Linked DNA regions of Homo sapiens: region 2 is linked to region 1. Evidence: chromatin contacts called from ENCODE Hi-C or POLR2A ChIA-PET data. All regions are on one chromosome and are shown on one strand. The core of a region is the stretch at or near the end of the contact, and the rest is flanking DNA. Distances in the headings are between cores, read along the strand shown. Region 1 has its middle 72 kb from the start of SLC37A3. Region 2 has its middle 36 kb from the start of KDM7A-DT.

Region 1 (2,806 bases), core at 176-2,675:
GAGGTGCCTGCCACCATGCCTAGCTAATTTTGTATTTTTAGTAGAGATGGGGTTTCACCATGTTGCCCAGGCTGGTCTTGAACTCCTGACCTCAGGTGATCCACCCACCTTGGCCTCCCAAAGTGTTGGGATTACAAGTGTGAGCCTCCGCACCCGGCCTAGGTTTGCCTTTCTAAACAGCACCTCTTTACTCTTTTTCCCTCATCTTCTGTTTGAGTCTAAGAGTTGCACCATCCACTTGATAAACTGCTGCCTTGGTGTTTCTCCCCCAATTCTGTGTCTGCACAGTCAGCGGAGGTGTGACTGTTTCACGTGCCCGGCTGACCCAGGTCTGCCTTGGGTCCCTGCTCGGGCACCCCTCTTTCTAACAAATGTTGAATTAACCTTGAATGAGATTGTTGCTTCTAAAATGCCATTGGTCAGCTTTTTACTGCTTGTTCTTGCCCTCTGTTTAAGGAATTTTTTTTTCTTTTTGTCCTTTCAGGAATTAAATAAAAAGTAGCAAAATTGTTTGAAACTGTTTTCAATCCCCTTTATCACTGTGGCACAGGAAGCTGTCATCTCAGAAATTCATTGGCAGAGAAACACAGATAAAAGGGCTACCCTGTTGGACAGGAATGTTCTTTTGGATTTAATGGGATAATTGTATTTAGGTAAAACCTTTCATCTGAGGACTTCAAAGGCCTTTACCTTGTTTAGTAGTTATTATCACACCCTACAGAGTGACATTAGGGTACCACACTCCTAGATATTTTTTGTGTGTGTGCATTTGTTTATTTATTTAGCATTTTGCTTGTTTTCTTAGGCTCACCATGGAAAGCCTCAGGAACCTAACAGCACTGCAGTTGATTTCCATTAAAAAATAGTACCTAACAAATAGCAGACGTAACTGGCCTCTGTGTCCTAGAATGACGAATGAAGATGTTAATAGGGTTATAAAATAAAGAGCAACCATTCTGGAGCCAGGAAGGCGGGGCTGCGAGGGGCAACAGTCGTGACCAAAGTACTGGTGGCAGAGAGCGCTCCTTCCCCACACGCCCCAGTGGGTTTTACTTTTATTGGTTCTACTCAGGTTCCGAAAAGAGATTATTCTGTGAACAAGCTCTTGGAGAGAGTGTAGAGCCTCATAATCCTCCTTAACAGATTTTTTTTTTTTTTGAGACAGAATCTCGCTCCGTTGCCCAGGCTGGGGTGCAGTGGTGCAATCTCAGCTCAGTGCAGCCTCTGCCTCCTGGGTTCAAGCGATTCTTGTGCCTCAGCCTCCAGAGTAGCTGGGATTACAGGCATCTGCCACCATGCCCGGCTAACTTTTGTATTTTTAGTAGAAAACAGGGTTTCACCATGTTGCCCAGGCTGGTCTCAAACTCCTGACCGCAGGTGATCCACCTGCCTAAGCCTCCCAAAGTGCTGAGATTATAGGCGTGAACCACGGCGCCTGACCAACAGATCTTTTGAGAAGCAAGCCTGTGTCATGACCTGAGGGAGGATCCCTAACTTCCTGCCCCCACCCTCCCAGCCCCAGGCTCTGCAATCCGTGAGAGGCCATTGGCACAGCCTCTGGATAAAGGGGTTGGATTGGTGGTGAAGGGAAGAAGCTTTCAGAGAAATCTTGGCAAGAGTGGCCATGGGGTGCCCAGTGCTGTCCCCTTTGCTGTCCCCTTCCACACGCATCTGGTCTTGGCACAGCCATGTCACTGTCTACCAGCTTCTTTAATGCTTCAGGGTCGTGGTGGTTGTGAGAGAGAAGGAGATTTTTATACCGTTGGTTATGTTTTCCTTCCCAAAGAAGCAGTTCTTGGCCTGTGAAAACCCTTTCCCCGTGGCGGACCATTCATACCTCTTGGCTCAGCAGGGGGAGACAAAGTCCCAGACACTGCCTGCTGCACTTGTTTGAAGGAAAGTGCTGCACGCTCTTTATTTCAGTCTCACTTTATATCCGTTTGTTTAGATGTCCTCCTGGCTAGTTATTCTCTCTCTGTTTCCCCTCTGTGTAAGTCCTCGGTTCCCTCCCCTGGCCTCCTATTTCCGCTGGTAACCTCCCAGTCCCTTATACTGGAAGATGCAGAGGACCTGGAGATCGTCCACTGAGACAGTTCAGCCTCAAAATCCCTGACTCAGCCTGTGCTAAAGTCTCAGAAGACGTGGGTCCTTAACTTCACTCGAAATCTCACTCCCTTAAATTAGCTTCTGTCCACCTTTTTCTTCAGTCTTTATGTCTCCAGACCTCTGAATTGAGTCAGTGGAGGGAGGAGAGACCTTCAGTCACCCCCTTCACCTCTCACAGCTGTCATCCCTCTACTACCAATGTTGAACAGATTCTCCGAATGGACAGTCCACCTATGGAAAACCACATTATTTTCCAGCAACTCTTCCTTCCATCATCTGGAATCCAGCTTTGAACTGAGTTTAGAGCTCAGTCGGCTTCCTCCCTCTCTCGTGTGTGAATTCCTTTGTGTTGTCTCTACCAGCTGGCCACTAACCTGTCCGCGGAAACTGTCCCCTTTCAAGGACCAGAGCATGCTCTCCCGGGGAAGCCATTCCATTGTTGGAGAGCTCCCATGGTTAGAACGGTCTTTATCCTATTCACTGGGGATCTCATGATTTCTTCCATTGGTTCTAGGAAAAAGCAACACAAATGTATATTTTCTCTTGAGATACGTGTGTGTGTGTGTATGTATATTTATGTGTGTGTATATATATATAAAATATATAAAATATACAGTTTTTTCCTTATTTACATTGAAGGGCTAACTCAATATATTTGAAGACAACTTCCGTCTTTCCCTTTGAAAAGCTTTTTAGGGCC
Region 2 (3,133 bases), core at 634-3,133, 110 kb after region 1:
TTTTGTCCATTCCTTGTTGGGAAACTTCAACTCTCACATTATCTGGCTCCAAAACACACACTCCACAAACATTTGTTGAATGAATAAGTGGTCAGGTGGGTGGAGAGGGTGAGTGCAGGCAGGACTGTGGTATAGCTGTGGGTTTTTGTTGAACTAGGGAAAGTTACCAAGACTCTGCTGACTCAGACTTGGGTTCTGGGGACAGGTTTGCCGGTGTTTGGAGGCCAGCTGTTACAGGCCAAGGGCATCCAGGAGGAACACCAGCAAAGAGATCAAAAGAATGAAGGCAGGCCCTCGTCAGATATTCAAGGTGCTTTTGACCTAGAAGGGCTGGAACTCCAAAGGAACAGGTTTCCAAGGCCCAGGTGATTCAGATAGGGTTGGGCACCAAGGCTCAGGAAGGGGAACTACCAGATAAGAAGGCAGTCAGCAAGGCTTCTGCCCAGGTGGCCAACCACATGGCTGAAACCCTCCATTGACTTGGCAGCCAGTCCAGCCTACAGTTTCCTAGGGAACTGATGGCCAAGCAATCTGTAGCGCAACTTGGCATGGAGCCTGGGACATTTTATGAGGGCCAGATGGTTGGACTCTGTGCATTGTCAGTGTTGCAGGGTGGGCAGCTGAGGGTCTCAGAGGTAGGACTCAACACTAGGACAGGGAGTGTCTGAAGGCTGGAAACTCACATAGGTGAGAAGGACAAGAACGGAGAGTTGGAAGTCAGGAGAGCATAGAACCACAGCTTGGTGAGAGGTCCAGAGCCAGGTGTTGTTGGTTCTAAGAGTCAAGATAAGAAAGTGAGTTAAAAAGAGACTAGGAGTGACCACATAGTTAGAATCTGGGTCAAGACTATTATTCACGCCTTGAGAGCAGAAATCTGGTCTCTTTTTCTCTGCTGTCTCTGTGCTGCCGAAATCACTGCCTGGAAGAAAATAAGAGTCAGGTCAGACTGAGTCAGGAATCTCAAGGGGTTACTTGAAGGTCAGGGCTTGATCATGGAAGAATGAGCTCTTTCCACCCAAGGAGGTAGACATAGTTCCAATGAGAAAACTGACCATACATTTTTAAAGTTTATTTATTTATTTATTTGTTCATTTATTTATTTCTGAGACAGAGTCTTGCTCTGTTGCCCAGGCTGGAGTGCAGTGGCACAATCTTGGCTCACTGCAACCTCCGCCTCCCAGATTCACACTATTCTCCTGCCTCAGCCTCCCGAGTAGCTGGGACTACAGGCACCCACCAACATGCCCACAACATGCTAATTTTTGTATTTTTAGTAGAGACGGGGTTTCACCATATTGGTCAGGCTGGTCTTGAACTCCTGATCTCGTGATCCACCCGCCTTGGCTTCCCAAAGTGTTGGGATTACAGGCGTGAGCCACCGCGCCCAGCCTATTTATTTTTAAGACAGGGTCTCATTCTGTCACTCAGGCTGGAGTGCAATGGTATGATCATGGCTTACTGCAGCCTTGACCTCCTGGGCTTAGGTGATTCTCCTGCCTCAGCCTCCCAGTAGCTGGACCACAAGCGCATGCCACCATGTCCAGCTAATTTTTTGTAGAGATGGGGTTTTGCCATGTTGCCCAGGCTGGTCTCAAACTCCTGGGCTCAAGAGATCCACCTGCCTTGGCCTCCCAAAGTGTTGGTATTACAGGCGTAAGCCTGGGATTACAGATTGTGCCCGGCCTTTTTAGTTTACTTGCTAGGATTAATACCTAAGTGGAACATTGATGGTAGAACAAAACAAAACACAAGGAAAAAACATTGAAATAATCCTGGTACTAGGGATAAGGTAATCTTTGCTAAGGGCTAGATTCCCCAGCACCTTGGACACCCTAGCCCAGGTGTGAGAAGGCGGGGCAGCTTGTTGGGTGTGTTCCATTGCTAAACTGACCTGGAGCAGGGAGGAGGCTTCAGGGTGGGAAGCCGAGGGACCGGAAATGAACCTCTAGAACTGACTTGCCCTGAGAAGGCAAGAAGTGACAGAAACAAAACCTAATCAACAGATATTTTCTGTCTCGATCTTACTCAGCAGATACTTAGATTGAAGTAGTTCAGAGCATGCACACGGGCAGGCTGAGTTATGTAGCAGGGAGGGGAAACCATTTGTCATACGTAGTTGTAGATGAGTGCAAAATGCTCCATGGGTTGGATTTTTTCCTGGTGGCAGCTAGAACTAGGATGTAGGCACACCTGGGCAGTGATTGGAGGGGCTGTCGGACAAGGAGAAAGTCCTGGACTGCTCATAGTCCGCAACCTGGACTAGAAGTTCAGGCAGTAAACTCCAGCCACCAGCAACAGGAGCTCTGGGCTCTGAGGCTCCTGGTGGCTTTAGGCAGGAAGCCTGTTACACATGGGGCCTGGGGCCAGCCCTGTGTCTATGTTTAGGGAGCAGGGAGAGGACTAGGGTGGAGGCAGGCATGTGAAGGCAAGGGAATGGCCACGGAGGTGGCTCAGGCGTGTCATTTCCTCTAGTCTCATCAATGACTCTACATGATCCAAGGCTTCCCATCATCATCATCATCACCATCATCATCACCATCATCCAAGTGCCATGTATGAATCACTTCCTATTTGTTCAATTACCTCACTCACAAAACTCTGTAAGTCAGGAATTATTATTATTCCCAGAAGGGGAAACTGAAGCTCAGTGAGGTTAAGCGACTTGCCAAAGGTCATACACCTAAGAAGTGGTAGAGCCACACTCTGGATCGAGGACTAATGGATCCCAAACTCTAGTAGCAGCTTAGAGGGTTAGGAGCACAGACTGTGGAAACAGACGCGCTACTTGCATGGCTGTGGACAACTCTGTGACTCAGTTTTCTCACCTGTGAAATGGGGATGATGGTGATAAGAGAGCTACCTTATAGGGCAGTACTGAGGATCAAGTGAGCAACTGTAAAATATAACTCCAGGAGGAGGGTTGCTTAATTTAGCAAATCAAATACAGGATGCCCAGGTAAATCTGAATTTCAGTTAAACAATGGATAATATTTGAATTTATTTATTTATTTATTTATTTTTGAGATGGAGTTTTGCTCTGTCACCCAGGCTGGAGTGCAGTGGTGCGATCTCAGCTCACTGCAACCTCTGCCCACTGGGTTCAAGCAATTCTCCTGCCTCAGCCTCCCTAGTA

What was found. Hi-C counts contacts between places; a loop is a spot of excess contacts on that map. ChIA-PET counts read pairs that join two places held with the same protein, here RNA polymerase II (POLR2A). Pooled maps may share reads with other maps.
Region 2: a loop to region 1 is called in a map with no recorded cell type, with 5 times the contacts of the local background. The contact joins two enhancer-like sites. A Hi-C loop is called at or near these places in 1 of 168 maps with a recorded cell type or tissue (lower leg skin), 1 of 37 single-sample maps with no recorded cell type and 4 of 50 pooled maps. POLR2A ChIA-PET finds 5 or more read pairs at or near these places in 6 of 52 experiments (AG04449, HepG2, Panc1 and 3 more).

What each region holds. Positions count from the first base shown.
Region 1 is chr7:140,325,496-140,328,301 of GRCh38, reverse strand. No RefSeq gene overlaps it. Among named protein-coding and RNA genes, the nearest start is that of SLC37A3, 72 kb to the left of the region's middle. Within about 2 kb of position 1,425, at least 5 of the 41 ENCODE cell types and tissues checked have a DNase peak (open chromatin) inside an H3K27ac peak, as active enhancers do.
Region 2 is chr7:140,211,566-140,214,698 of GRCh38, reverse strand. No RefSeq gene overlaps it. Among named protein-coding and RNA genes, the nearest start is that of KDM7A-DT, 36 kb to the right of the region's middle. RefSeq lists enhancers at 2,087-2,156, 252-3,133. Within about 2 kb of position 1,883, at least 3 of the 41 ENCODE cell types and tissues checked have a DNase peak (open chromatin) inside an H3K27ac peak, as active enhancers do.